Regions from separate parts of the Mus musculus genome. Here region 1 is linked to region 2. Evidence: chromatin contacts called from ENCODE Hi-C or POLR2A ChIA-PET data. All regions are on one chromosome and are shown on one strand. Each heading gives the region's core, a stretch centred on a gene start or an enhancer-like site at or near the end of the contact. The rest is flanking DNA. Distances are from core to core; before and after follow the strand shown. Region 1 has its middle 17 kb from the start of Gm26422. Region 2 overlaps Gm39833 (a long non-coding RNA gene).

Evidence for each region. A loop is a pair of places that touch in the nucleus more often than their neighbours do. ChIA-PET counts read pairs that join two places held with the same protein, here RNA polymerase II (POLR2A).
Region 1: a map of heart shows a loop between it and region 2 (2.8-fold over the local background). The contact joins two enhancer-like sites. A Hi-C loop is called at or near these places in 1 of 37 maps with a recorded cell type or tissue (heart). POLR2A ChIA-PET finds 5 or more read pairs at or near these places in 1 of 5 experiments (Patski).

The regions. Positions count from the first base shown.
Region 1 is chr2:61,293,777-61,300,640 of GRCm38, reverse strand. No RefSeq gene overlaps it. Among named protein-coding and RNA genes, the nearest start is that of Gm26422, 17 kb to the right of the region's middle. Within about 2 kb of position 5,325, at least 1 of the 3 ENCODE cell types and tissues checked has a DNase peak (open chromatin) inside an H3K27ac peak, as active enhancers do; it is heart, where a contact is called at or near this core.
Region 2 is chr2:61,135,745-61,143,133 of GRCm38, reverse strand. The region is part of intron 2 of Gm39833 (a long non-coding RNA gene); the gene reads right to left. Among named protein-coding and RNA genes, the nearest start is that of Gm39833, 12 kb to the right of the region's middle. Within about 2 kb of position 4,398, at least 1 of the 3 ENCODE cell types and tissues checked has a DNase peak (open chromatin) inside an H3K27ac peak, as active enhancers do; it is heart, where a contact is called at or near this core.

The DNA of each region.
Region 1 (6,864 bases), core at 4,076-6,575, 160 kb before region 2:
GTTCCTTCAGGATTGAACTACAGCTCCTGGTTCATGCCTGCTATCTGCTTGCCAAAAGGATGGGATTGCAGCTGCCAGTTCGTGCATGGTGTCTGCCTGCCTAGTGGACTGGTCTACAGCTGCTGAATCTTATTTAGTGTTTGCTATGGGACTGAACTGCTAAGAAGAAAGATCGAGCTCGCCCCCCAAAAGAACTATTGCTGAACAGGTCCACTTCCCCCATATCCACATAACTTTTCTTTTTCACTACCTCATCGAGCTCGCCCCCCAAAAGAACTATTGCTGAACAGGTCCACTTCCCCCATATCCACATAACTTTTCTTTTTCACTACCTCTGCTGGGTGGTGGGCTAGAGAAGAGGTTGAACCCTTATTAAAGGTAGACTGTGAAAGACTTATGCTTACACTTCACAGAGAGCAGGTCTGGAAGAGGACCAGCGGCTCCACATTCTGGTGGGAAGCTCAGTGCATGGAGGACTTGGAAGTGGAGGTGAGGAACCAGATAGGGACATGGAAGCTAAGTGAAAAACTATATTTGAACACAGCTTGCCCATCATCAACTCTGCCTTCTTTAATGAGTAGCAGTAGTTGCTCGTCTCCGGCACACACCCACCATCTCCAAGTTGGAAGAGGCTGAAACTTGATTCTCTAATTCATTATGTTTATTCCTAACAGAATAAAACACTGCAAAGATACATCTACCAGTAAGACAATTAAGCTTAAATACCAAAGTCCCTCCTCTGTATAGGTCGTTTCTAAGATGGAAGGCCTGGGAAGGGTCTCACAGTGTATTTGCACAGGTATATACTCTTGTAAATTTCATAAGATAAAACTATTTTAATCATGATGGAAATTTTTCCTTCCAGTTCAGATTCCTCTGTTATATCTCCTTCTTCACACCTTTTGAATGGTTATGAGTATTGTAGGATGTGTTTACCGGAAAGTTAAGTTGAAGATGTATTTAATTTGGATTTGTTATGTTAACATAATACACACTCATGTTTATACATAGTTATGTTCGTAGATAGTAGAGGGACTACTCATCATACCAACTGTCATGGCCCAAAGTACAGAGACAGAAGTTACACAGTAGTATGGAAGTATTCTATGATGAAAGGATAAACAAGCTAGTTCATGGAAAATACTTCCTGTCTCCAAATTTACAAACAGTAAGCAGATAATTTGTTTCATATCATGGCAGATCAAAAGGGAATTCTCTCCTGTCAGAAATATATTTGATAACAAAGTTTATACAGTTAGGAATGCACTGTGGGAATACAAGCATTTACAAAGAGTTCTTGTGTATGAAGTCACACTATTTATCCATCCAAATAGATCAGAATGTCTCAGAGGCCACAATGGCCTTCAACAATTCTTCCAATGCCAACAACACTCTGTGTGTGTGTATGTGTGTGTGTGTGTGTGTGTGTGTGTGTGTGTAAATTTTCCTTAGAAACCAAGAAAATTTCTATAAAAATTTAGAAGAAACTGAAATATAAATAATAACAAAGCTCTACTCTGAGGTAAAAAGCAACAGGAACTATTTTTTTGGATGTCCAAGAACAATAATTTATTAAGAGAAAATTTTAAGCTAGAAATAATGAATTTGGGACAAATGAGACAATTCAATATGTAAAAGATTGACCATCTCAATTAGATCCCTAGTACCTACACGGCAGAAGAACTGCACACTCCCCAAGCTACCATTTGACTTCCACATATGTGCCATGCCGTGCACACATTTCTACAAGCAAATACAATGAAAATAAAAACTGTTAAACAATAAACATGCTTTTGGATAATTTGATAATCCAATTAATGAGGAAATAAACACAAAGAGAAATTTAATTTCTTACTGTTTTATATGAAATATTGATGCTGGAAAGATAAAAACTCATCATGAGCTGCCATAATGAAGCCGTTTATGAGAAGCTCATTAATGAATGTCATCAATTTAAAAATTCTATAAGACTAGCAATTATCCACGACACCTTGAAATGTCCTGAAATTTTTGGTTTTATAATGGAAGAAGTGTAATAGAAGGATTTCTAATGGTCTTAATTTATATGACAGGACCAACGTGTTGTGCAGCAAAAAGAGATCTCTAATCTTACTGATATATTTTTTAAAAAATCCATCAAACTAGAATAAGCACATACATATTCTCTTAAGTGAAAAGGTGATAGAAAGTTGCAGAAAATGATGTGGCTGCATGCAACAGACATTACATATATCAACATTATTCTCTATTCTCTTCAGATACACCTTCAGATAAAATACAGTTGAAGAGTCTATGTCGGGTGGCTCAGTCAGTGAAGTATTGGTCACATAAGCCCAAGGATCTGAGCTCAGCACAAAGGAAAGCTGGTGTAGAACTGCAGTCCCAGGGCTGGGGAGGTGGAGAGAGGAGGATCCATAGAGCTTGCTTGATATCTAGTCTAGCTGAACCTGAACTTCAGGTTCACTGAGAATCTGCCTGGGGCGATGCAGGAAGTCCATGCACACCTGTGCACACACATACCACTGAGGAGAGAGAGAGAGAGAGAGAGAGAGGGGGGGGGGAAGGGGAAAGGAGAGGGGGAGAGGGGATGGAGTAGGGGAAGGGAAGGAGAGTGGGAGGAGGAGAATGAATGAGAAGTGACCTCCATATTTTATGAGAATCATTATGGGTTGAGCAGGACCAAACCTCCTCTGTGAACTCACCTTTCTGTGTCACAGTCTCTCAGTTCCTCAAGCATCTCTACCTGAAACACCTAAGCTGGTTCTGCCTCTGGAAATCCTCAAACTTAGTGTTTCCTCTGCTCTCAACTGTCTCCTAGGTCCCTCTGCTATTGTTTAGGTTTCAACTCAGTGGTACCTCCATAGTACAGCCTGTCCCAGCCACTGTCGCAAAGAAGTGTCTCTACTCTCCTCCTACTTTGTGGTCTTTTATTTATGTGGCCTTTTCCTTGGCAAAGTCTTCCTGTGTAGGCCTGGGTGGTGTGGAGTTTCCTATGTAGACTAGGCTAACCTCCACCTCACAGAGTTGCACCTGCCTCTGCTTCCTGAACACTGGGGTTAAAGGTGTGCACAGCCACACACACCTTTTGTGTTGGTTTCTCATTGATTTTCTACTTCATTTTCAGAACAGGAAAGGAAGCTCTCTGTAGGTGGGGCTTCTGTGTCATTATGACCTGTTGTATTCTGAGCAGAGCCTGGTCCTTTGTAAGCAATCAATACAGATTTGTGGGACAAATTCAAACGAGACTTTTCACCACCACTGGCTTTGGGCCAGTGATGGAGCAATGGCTTTTAAAAAAAAAGAAATCTGGGCGATTGTGATCTTAACCTTGGAATGGAACATCCAGCCCAGCGATTAATCAAATGTGAGAACAGGAAAGGACGTTTCCTGACATGCTGGAACCAGAACCTGTATTTCTCTTATCTCTTCCTTGAGAAGCTGAGATGTTTCCACTTAAAAGAAGGACTGAAAGGAGCGACAGAGAGATGCAGGGATCTAGAAAGCACTGCGGTACAGGAAGCAGACAGCTCAGCCAAAGGACTTGGGGAGTGGGCGCGGGGGTGTACGTCCATCGGGAAAAGGAGTGGCTGATAAGACAGGTCATTTGAAAACAAAACATCAACAAAAACAACAACAAAACCAAGGTAAACACGTGGAAGGTAGACTATTTAGAAGTGTTGATTTCAGAATCACAAAATGTGATTGAAAATGCATTGTGTGGAGAAAATGGGTTGCTGGGGTGAAATCTCCGCTTAGCATAAGAAGAAGTTAATGTCTAAAATCAACAGTTAGGGACTAGCAGTTTATGTCTATAATTTGAAAATAGAAAGGTCGGCTTGCGTAACTCCTGTGAACTAGCTGAGAGAATTATGGACAGTGAGCTCTGGTGGGTTGAGCCATAGAGTGGAGAGAATGGAGTTAGGCAGTTGGCTAGTTTTCTTCTCAGTCTTTCAGGGTCGTCCTGCCATATGACTGGTGAAAAGCCATTGGGCTTTCGCTGTCTCCATCCTCCCTCCAAATGGAGAAGCTGAATAGCTTTCCGTCTGCCTCACGGATGACACTAGGTCTGTGATAAGCCTTAAAGGTTTAAAAGACAAATGGTATAATGCACTTCACAGTGATGGCTTAGAAATTATATAGTTATACTGGGGGTGGGGACAGGGTAGGAGAGAGAGGGGACAGAGAGGGAGGGAGAGAGAGAGGAAAAAGCACAGTTAAGAGAGCCAGTGAAAAAGATGTGTCTGGGAATTATTGGTAGATTTGGACCACAAGAAGCTTAAATTCTTCTACTAGAATTCCCAATTGGCCTACAGCAGGGATGCTCATGGGAAGATAAAAATTATGCCTGAGGTGGAAGACTTCGGGAAAAGTCTTTTAAATATTAACCAGGCTCTTTGAAGTGAATTTGGAAATATTGAAAACTAACTAACAAAGAACGTACTTTTGAGAGCAGTGGTTTAGACAAGGGTAGAAATGACTTTTATTTTCATAATGGATTCTGAAAGCAAATAGACATTTTTTTAAATAAAATATGAAAAGATGATAGTTTAGTTTTGTGTTTCTGATGGCAGAGAGAAACACAATAAGAAAAATAACCCTACTAAACAACAACTTTCAACTTCCATCAGAGCCAAAGAGGACTTGAAATGTAAACGTTTTGACATTCGTAAAATGAAGCATCTTTTGTTATTTGATATCACCGTAAATAGTACCCCATTCCTAACTCAACAGTTGTTCTTAATACAATACAAAGTTGCTTCATTTTTGCTGTTATTGGGCAACTCGGACAGGGTGATTCAACAAGTCCTTGCTGACTAACTTTACCCACGGGAGTGGATTAAACTGACCTTATTCTCAGTGGGTGAGGAGCCTGTTCCCAAGGCATATAAAAGCAGGCGAGTGTCTGCCAAACCCTACTTCCTTCCTGAGTCATTTTAGATATAAACATCCTTGGCTGCAGCTAGAGAGGGGATGAGAAATGGATTTGAAAGATAAATGGGGCAAGAAGATAAAAAAGAAATTACAGCTGCTATTTTAGTGAGTGGTAAAAAGTGAATATTACCTTACTTTTCTGTTTTATGGTTGAGAAAGAGCAAATAGGAAATGCCTTCTAGATAGGCCGAGGGAGGGTCTCCTGGGGACTGTTACCAGTTATCTTCTGGATAAGGCAGTTCTGGGAAAGGAATGCAGGCCTGGTGCCACAGCCAGTCAAAACAGAATACAACTAAACAAACAAACACAGTGTCTGCATATTGCCAGAGTTTAGGATCCTGGATGTGATGGAAACTTTCTGGCTAACATGTCTCCATTTTGCTCACCTCTCCTCACTCCTGTCCCCCTGTCTGCACGGCAGGAACCAGTCCTCCAGACTCCACCTTTTGATTGCAAGCCCTGGATGTGAGATAGGGCCTTTTCTTCTTTTTCCTGTAAACTGTGGTTTCGTGGAGAATTAGTTCCCTTTGGCTGTGAGGCTCTAATAAAGGGAATTTGAAGCTGTATTGGAGCCTTTCTTCTGGCCTGTGAAAGACAGCTGATTTGAGACCATAAAAACCAAACAAGAATACTGAGAAATCTCAGAGTGGCTGCGTCTGTATCCCTGCGTTTGTATCCTTTCATAGGCTGTTGTGTTTTAGGTTTACCTCATTACCCCACAACCCCCTTTAACTTAAAATGGCTTCAATTAGGTCTCAGATTAGGATGCAAAGCTGCATCCTGCCTGAAGATAGGGTAATGAGAGGGAAGGAGTCAGTGGCCGCTTTTAAGATGCTCTGACACTTGTCAGGGGACATTATATAATGGGAGCCTTGGCTTTCTCTTGTGACTTGCTGCTAGCTGCTGAAAAATAAATGGTTACACCAGGAGACATAAAAAGAAATATTACACACACACACACACACACACACACACACACACACACACACACACACGTAGTTTATATATAGTGTAGATATTCCAAAGAAAACTGTATACTAAGATGCACAATTTGATGAGTTTGAAGGTATTAGGTCACCTATGAACTATCACCAAATTAAAATTAACAAGCATGTCTACCTCTCTCAGAAGACTTCTTGTAGCTTTCACAGTTTCTCCGCTTACCTCCTAACTCACCCCAGTCCCCAGCTAGACAATGAACTGCCTTCATATAAATAAAATTATCTTATTTGTTTTCCCTTACTACTTTTTAAAAAATATTTTATTAGGTATTTTCCTCATTTACATTTCCAATGCTATCCCAAAAGTCCCCCCCCCACTCCCCTACCCACCCACTCCTACTTTTTGGCCCTGTACTGGGGCATATAAAGTTTGCAAGTCCAATGGGCCTCTCTTTGCAGTGATGGCCGACTATGCCATCTTTTGATACATATGCAGCTAGAGTCAAGAGCTCCGGGGTACTGGTTAGTTCATAATGTTGTTCCACCTATAGGGTTGCAGACCCCTTTAGCTCCTTGGGTACTTTCTCTAGCTCCTCCATTGGGGCCCTGTGATCCATCCAATAGCTGACTGTGAGCATCCACTTCTGTGTTTGCTAGGCCTGGCATAGTCTCACAAGAGACAGCCATATCTGGGTCCTTTTAGCAAAATCTTGCTAGTATATGCAATGGTGTCAGCATTTTTTCCCTTACTACTTATTGATTTAGGGTATAGATTTTTTTTTAAGCAACAGAATTATATGATTCATTCATGACGGATATATCCACTGTCTCTGTCTCTTTGTCTGTCTCTGTGACCCTCTCTCTCTTTACCTCCACTCCATTGTCTGGTATTTTATGAAACACAATGATTTTTTTTTAATCTATTTACTACTTAAAAACATTCAGATTATTTACAATAAAGAGTGTTAACAAAAAGTTGCTGTGACATTTC
Region 2 (7,389 bases), core at 3,149-5,648:
CCCTGTCTAGCCTTGATGAGACAGCATGTGTTGTAGCCTGTGATGTGATGACCCTGGAAGCTCTGCTCTTTTCTGAGGGGAAATAGAGCAGGGGCAAATCCAGGGGAGAGAGGGGAGGCAGGAGGAGAGGCTGGGGGAAGAGTGGGAGGGGAAATTGCAGTCAGGATATAATATATGAGGAAAGAATATAAAATAAGAATAAATAATTTTAAAAAGCAAAAAAGTTCAAAAAATTAGTTTAAAAAAAAAAGAACAGATAAACTGAGTAAAGATAGCAAGAAAGATCTGAATGGAAGGTTTTCCTATGTGTGCAACAGTCAAGATTCTAACTTTCTAATTATTTTAAATTAACGTTTAAGTTAGCATATAAAGGGCTTCACTATAGCAATTTTACACACCTATATCTATTATATTTTTCTCTGATTAAAATTGTCAGTATTTGGACTTAGTTGAAGTAACCACCTCACAACAATTACGACGGCTAGGATCAAAGAAACAGAAACCAAAAAGTGCAGAAAAGGATGTAGGGAAATTGGAGCTTTTATACCTGGTGAAGATGGCAAATTTTCCCACAGCCAATGTGTTAAATAATATGGTGGACACTCTGAAATTCAGTAATAGAATTATATTATGAGCTATTAGTTGAACTTCTGAGTAAAGTCTTGAACACATACTTGTAACCCCATAGCACAAAGCTACCTAGGTATCCATAGATGGATGAAGCCATATAAAAGGGAAAGAATACAATTCAGTATAAGGAATACATTTTGCACTTGGTAAACATGGACAAACTCTAAGAATGTTATGCTAGGTGAAAAAGTAAGTCACAAAAAGACCAGTTCCGCAATTTTGCATGTATCAAGTCTCACGAACAGTCCATTTGTTGTGACCAAAGGTTGAGAGGTTCTTACCAGGAGCTTGAAGTAGGAGGTGGGGGGGGGGGGGGGGCATGTAGATGCTTAATGGATGCAAAATTTCAACTTTACAAGATGAAAGGAGTTCTGAAGATTAGTCACACAGAATTATGGGTATACCTAATAGCCCTGAAATACTCACTTAATGTAGTTAAATTAATAAATCTTATGTTGTAAGTATTTATTATATACAATTTGAATATTTTAACTAATGAAAGCTTTTTTGATCTCTATCATTTTGGAGCTTGCCCCAGAATTTATTCTCCTACAAACATTTTTTTATGGAATAAAAAATTTCTTCTAAGTTTGCAAAAGCACAACTTCTAATGAAACTTAATATTTATGCAGAACAGAGCTGGAGAATCTGACAGTTTTCCTTTATCCTTTTCTAACAATAATGCTGCATCCCATCACTGATACACACGCTAGGAAATGCCCACATAAAGGCCAGTGATCACTGCCACGTCAATGTCTGAAGGTATGCTTCTTGTGGCCATTACATTCAATATTTTACCTAGTAACTTTGAAATATATGCAAACTGTCACACAGATGTTTGCAGATGTGGTCCATTAGCGGTTAAAGAATGACAGTCCACAACATGGGAGACCTACTTCATCACTCCGTGCAGAGAGCTGAGCCTTCTCAATCTCTCGTTGAATAAATGGAAACCATTTTGCAATCGCTTCAGGTTACTGTTCACTTCAAACAAGAAAATCTGTATTAGTATTCCTACAGGGGATTTGTAATTTTAGTCTCACGAGTCCAACACATAACAGATGAACTACTTTTTAAAATACCCCCCACAGAGTTGATATTTGGGGGAAAAACATAACTTGCAGTTTAAAAATGCAAATACATTTATTTATTTTAAAAGAAGCAAAACGTGAAACGTCAGAATGGGCTGATGAGAAGCGAATGTTTCCCCGGTGCTGTTCATTTGTTTGCACTGGAGAGAAAGGCTCTGCTCACCAGGGCCACTTCACACAGCAGCGCTGACCTAAATTATCTTTTGCTTTCCATCTTGGTATTTGGCTGCACAAAAGAAATGTAAAAAAGAGAGAAAAGAATTTCTGCCAAACATTCGCCAAAAGTTGAGACTACTAATTCAGTAAGAATAACTTCATAGCTCTGTCATGCTATATTTGTTTGGATGGATGGATGGATGGATGGATGGATGGATGGATGGATGGATGGGCAGATGGATGGATCGATCAGTGGATTAATCAATGGATGGATGGATGGATGGATGGATGGATGGATGGATGGATGGATGGATGGATAGATTGATCCAGGAAGGGTCACATGTAATTGATATTTATTTACTTACTTAGACATGGTGTCATATAGCCCAGACTGGCCTTCAACTCCTAACTCTTTTGCATCCACCTGCAATTGCAGGCATCTGCTATCACTAACAACAACATCTGGCGTTGTTTTACAATGTCATGGCTTCATCAGCTCATTGTTAGAGCAGCATCATGGTTTAGATGACATAGTCTCGGCAGACAGGTGTAGTTTTGGAGGTGAAGTCCTTTGCTTCTACTTCTATTCTAACAATGAGGATGTGAGCCTCCAGCTCTCCTTAAAACCTTCTGCATTGCCAGGTCGTGATGGCGTACACCTTTAATCCCTGTACTCTGGAGGCAGAGGCAGGCCAGTCTCTGAGTTTGAGGCCAGCCTCCTCTACAGAGCAGGTTCCAGGTCAGCCAGAGCTACACAGAGAAACCCTGTCTTGAAAAAAACAACCGTCTTCTTTGTCTCCCTACCATCTGTTTCTATTATATATAATAAATATCACTGGAGCTTTCTTCCTAAGTTTCAAAGAAAAGGCAGAACAAAAAACCAAAATAATCAACCTCCTCTATCTCAACTTGAATTCTTTCTCTAATATTTCTTTTGTTTTTCCCTTTGAGCAATAGTTTTTATTTCTTCATCATTACAATTTACATTTCCCTGATTTGACTATAAAGCTCATGCAGAGCATAGCATAGCATATTTTATTTATTTATTTATTTATTTATTTATTTATTTGATATTTTCTTTATATACATTTCAAATGCTATCCCGAAAGTTCCCTATACCCTCACCCACTCACTCCTGCTTCTTGGCCCTGGCATTCCCCTGTACTGAGGCATATAATGTTTGCAAAACCAAGAGGCCTCTCTTCCCAGTGATGGCCAACTAGGCTGTCTTCTGCTACCTATGCAGCTTTCTTCCCCGGCATTTCTTTTCATAAATTGACATCATATAGGAATAAGATATGCAGTATACATTGTCACTAAATCATCCCTCCCCATGCTCTCCCAATGTCCAGTCTAATCCTAGTTTGTTTACTGTGTTCCTTCTCCACAAATCCAGGAGAACTGGGAAGACAGTTTATGGGGAGGGAAACAGAACTGAGAAAAGCTGGACTTCTCCTTTGCAGACAGTTGGTAGCAACTGGGGGGAAACTAAAACTCTTCACATACTCTTAGCTCATCCTAATGGTTACACTTTCCTGACTATCCAGCCAATGCCTAAAGCTGTTCACAAAACTTCTGGAAACTTAAAATCCCAAGCAGCGAGAGCTTGATAAATTGAAGACGCTCTTCACTTCCTCTCAAGAGCCTCGGAGCACCGAAAAACTCGCCGAGGAGAGCTACTGCAGCCGCTTTGCACAGCACATTTTTGCTGTAGAGATTTGGAGTGGTGTAGGTCGAAATTTTGACCCTAAGCACCGGGAAGTTCCCGCCCATGATGTGAATCCCGAGAAACATCTGGAGTCTTGTGCAGTGAATCTCTAAATCTTCATTTCCCCATGTGGTGCGCACACAGGTTGTACGTTATGATTTAATCAGCTGTCTTTAGAACAACAGGCACTTGGAATTCAAACACATTAGAAGGGATGGTGGTGTTTTGAGAGTAACAGCAGGACCACACTTCTGTCCCAGAGCAGCCCTGGCCGAGAGTTCCTAGGATCCTTTTACACTTGTACAAAGTAAACTTTCCTTCCTTTGGTCAAAGGGACAGGGCATGCGCTATCTCAAAGAAAATCCACTGCTCTTGCGCCTCGTGACTCACCCAGAGACTTGGTTCAACATTAGGTCACCGTGGAACACTGACTGTAGCAGAAACACATAAAGTCTCCAAACGGGGGAGAGGAGGACGCTATTCCGGAATCCTGTTGCCAGAGTAACATAAACCCAGTGTGTTTTCACAAGGAAATGAGTCACTTGTTTCTGTTGGCTAAAACTCTGTTTTCTTTAATTTCATATTTTAGCTTGTTTAATATATGCCGAAAGAGCCCAGGGTTTCCAGTTTTCAGACTGGGATAACTTGCTAATTAAAAGCTCAACAGAGGGTTTTGCATGGCAATTAAACCAAAGGGGATAAAAGGAACACTCTGGCAAGCAGAAGCACACAGGGAACCAGAACGGGGAAGCAAGAGCACTCAGGGCACAATCAGCTGTCCAGAGGGAACAGGAGGGGGATGTGCACCAGGAGGCCCCCAGAAGAAAACAACTCCAAAAGTCATCCACTGGAATGATACAGCACCCTCAGACCAAGTTAACATCTCCTTACCCGGATTCACTGGGTACTGGCATGTTTTTCTTTCTTTTAGATGGTCTACATTAGAAGGCATAGGAGTCACAAGGGCCACGAGATGCAGACTGGAATATAGGCAAGGAAAGGGAGAGCAACCATCTATGGGGCATCAGGAAGCAACAAGGACTGCGACATTCAGCAGAAAAGTCCTCAGTGTTTGGTATAGATGGCATGCATCTGGTGGTTGGGTTTATCCTGTGGGGTTCTAGATGAGGCTTTTTTTTTTCCTGAGATGCTAAAATATCATTTCTCAGTTTCCTAGGAAGGCTATCGTGTGTGTGTGTGTGTGTGTAATAAAAAAAGGTCAACCTTCCCTTAGACTTACTGTAAGTATCATACAGTTAGTTATATACAGAGCATCCCAGTAACAAAGAGGAGAGAGGGGGTGGGGGAAGGGGAGGGGAGGGGAGAGGAAAAGAGAGAAGGAGGGGAGGGGAGGGGAGGGGAGGGGAGGGGAGAAGAGAAGAGAAGAGAAGAGAAGAGAAGAGAAGAGAAGAGAAGAGAAGAGAAGAAAGAGAAGAGAAGAGAAGAGAAGAGAAGAGAAGAGAAGAGAAGAGAAGAGAAGAGAAGAGGAATCAGACCTGGATAATTTTTAAATGCCATCAGAGAGACTGGAGGAATAAATAGGGAAATGAAGCTTCAGTGTAAGGAAAGAAAGCTGGCTGATAGCCTTGGTTATAGGCAACAGTAGGGAAGCCAAAGGAAGAGGGGATTGGGGACAATATCTATAGTGATAGGATCCTTAGGAAGTCAAATGTTCCCATAAGGCAATAAGTGGAGGGTTGGTTTCAGGGGCTGCAGAAGAGATTCTTATCTACAAAGTAGGTAGTACTGACCTACTTACTCAAATGTTATGAAAAGCAAGCACTAAAACCCACCCGTAGTTATACAAGCTGACCATGTATTTGAGGAAAGACTAGCAGAAGGGGAAGTGGAAGCTGTATTTAGTATTTGACTTCCTTTCTAACATTTTTACTTGATATTCAATGCTAGGCTCCAACACCAGTATTTAAGATTCATAGAAAAGCTTTCTCCTCTAAACCAGAGAGTCCTCATGGCTTCCTCATTTCTGCCAACGTTGCTATCATTCTGTCTGTCTGTGTGACAATCTGTGTGACAATCTCAGACTCCAGAGCCGCCTCTGAGTCTTCCCTTCCCTTCCCTTCCCCCCTCTACCCTGCATTCCCTCCTTCTTATCTCCTTATCTCCTTCTCTGCTTCCCTTCCTCCCTCTCTCCCTCCCTCTCCCCCCCCCACACCCCCACATCCTATGTGTCTGATCACTCACCACCTCACCACACTTACAGGGTTTTGTGTAGTATTCTATTATTCTATTGTGTAGACATGCCTTCTTGACTTTTTTTTTTTTTTTTTTTTTTTTTTTTTTTTTTTTGTAGCCAAGTCCGTCCTTGTCCAGAACCCTGGCTGTCACTTCACAGCTCATTTATCACAGCCATTTTCTAACTGGTCTCTGCCTGCAGTCACTCACTCCTGCAATCCATCCTAGTGGTTACTGCAGATGGGCTGTTGTGAAATTCCACTAAACATGTGGGGTGGGGCTGTGGGGAGCTCAATCCTGCTCAAAGCTACCATGACATCCAAGTTTAGGTATGCAAACTAGTGCTCAAGTTCTCCATATTAATAGTTCCTCATTCACCCAGCTTCATCTTCCATGCCTCTCATCTGAAATCCTTCTCTCTGAGCATGTCACTCCCTCTCCTTTCTCCCCTCCCCCCACTTAAAGATGCTCCTCCCCCTGGAAAATAGCCCCACCCATTTCATTCCTACACTCTCAGGTCTCACCTCGCTGACCAGCTCCCTCCTCCCCAAAGCTTGCAGGTATTCTGCGCCATAATCCAGCTTATATTTATTTAAAATTTTTAAATATTTAAAAAGTGAATTTGGATCTTGTTCAAAAATAAAATCGTACCTTTCTAGACAGGTGTACTGGACTGTACCTGTAGACCAGTATACTCAGAAGGCTAAGGCAGGAGGATTGCTTGAGATAAGGAGTTGCTAACCTACCTGGGCAGCCTCTTGAGACTGCCATCTCAAAAATAAACTAAATGAATAAAGAATGCTTAACTTTCTGAAGAAAGGTCTTATTGGAGGATTCTATAGTTTCAGTGACATTCTATATTCTCAGTGAATACACAGCCTATAGTGAGTATTTCTTGAATAAAGAGGGTAATTATCTTAATAATGTCATCTGTAGCTTGTGAGGCTGAGTTGAATGTTTTTAATACATTTTAATGAGTGTGTTTTCAAGATGTTCATAACTTCCTTTATAGACATCATTTGTTCATCTTTCATGCATGTCTGAAAAATTTAAGAACATTAATTAAATGTCTAATCAATTTGCATCATAATTAGTTCCCTCCAAATCCTTATTTAGCACCATGGTCTTTTTTTTTTTTTCCTTTAGAAACATTTCTTTCTTCTCTAGATATTTTTCCTGCAACATCTGCATTTGTATTATGTAGGCTTCATTAATTCTTCATTTTATCCTTGTATTTTTAAGCCACTACTTAGCTTCTATAGTTTACACTAGAAAAGTACAATGTATATATACAGTCTTCTATTTTTTCTGTTGAATAGAGTAATTTACAAGAAATGACTATACGCATTTGCGACTTTGGCAGATGAAAGCAAATCAGCACCTGTATGAATGTGAGCCCATGCCCACAGACGCCATGAACACCTGTCTCTGCAAGGCTTTACTCTTGCAGTGCATTGCCAGACTTTTAAGAGGTTCTGTAAGTTTCATGAGTAGAAAAATTACTAATGGTAGCAGCTTTTAAATCACCCCTATTGAAGTTTAATTAATATAAAAATCTGATTACTTTTTGACCAATGCATATACCTATGCAGTCACTACCACAGCAGGCAT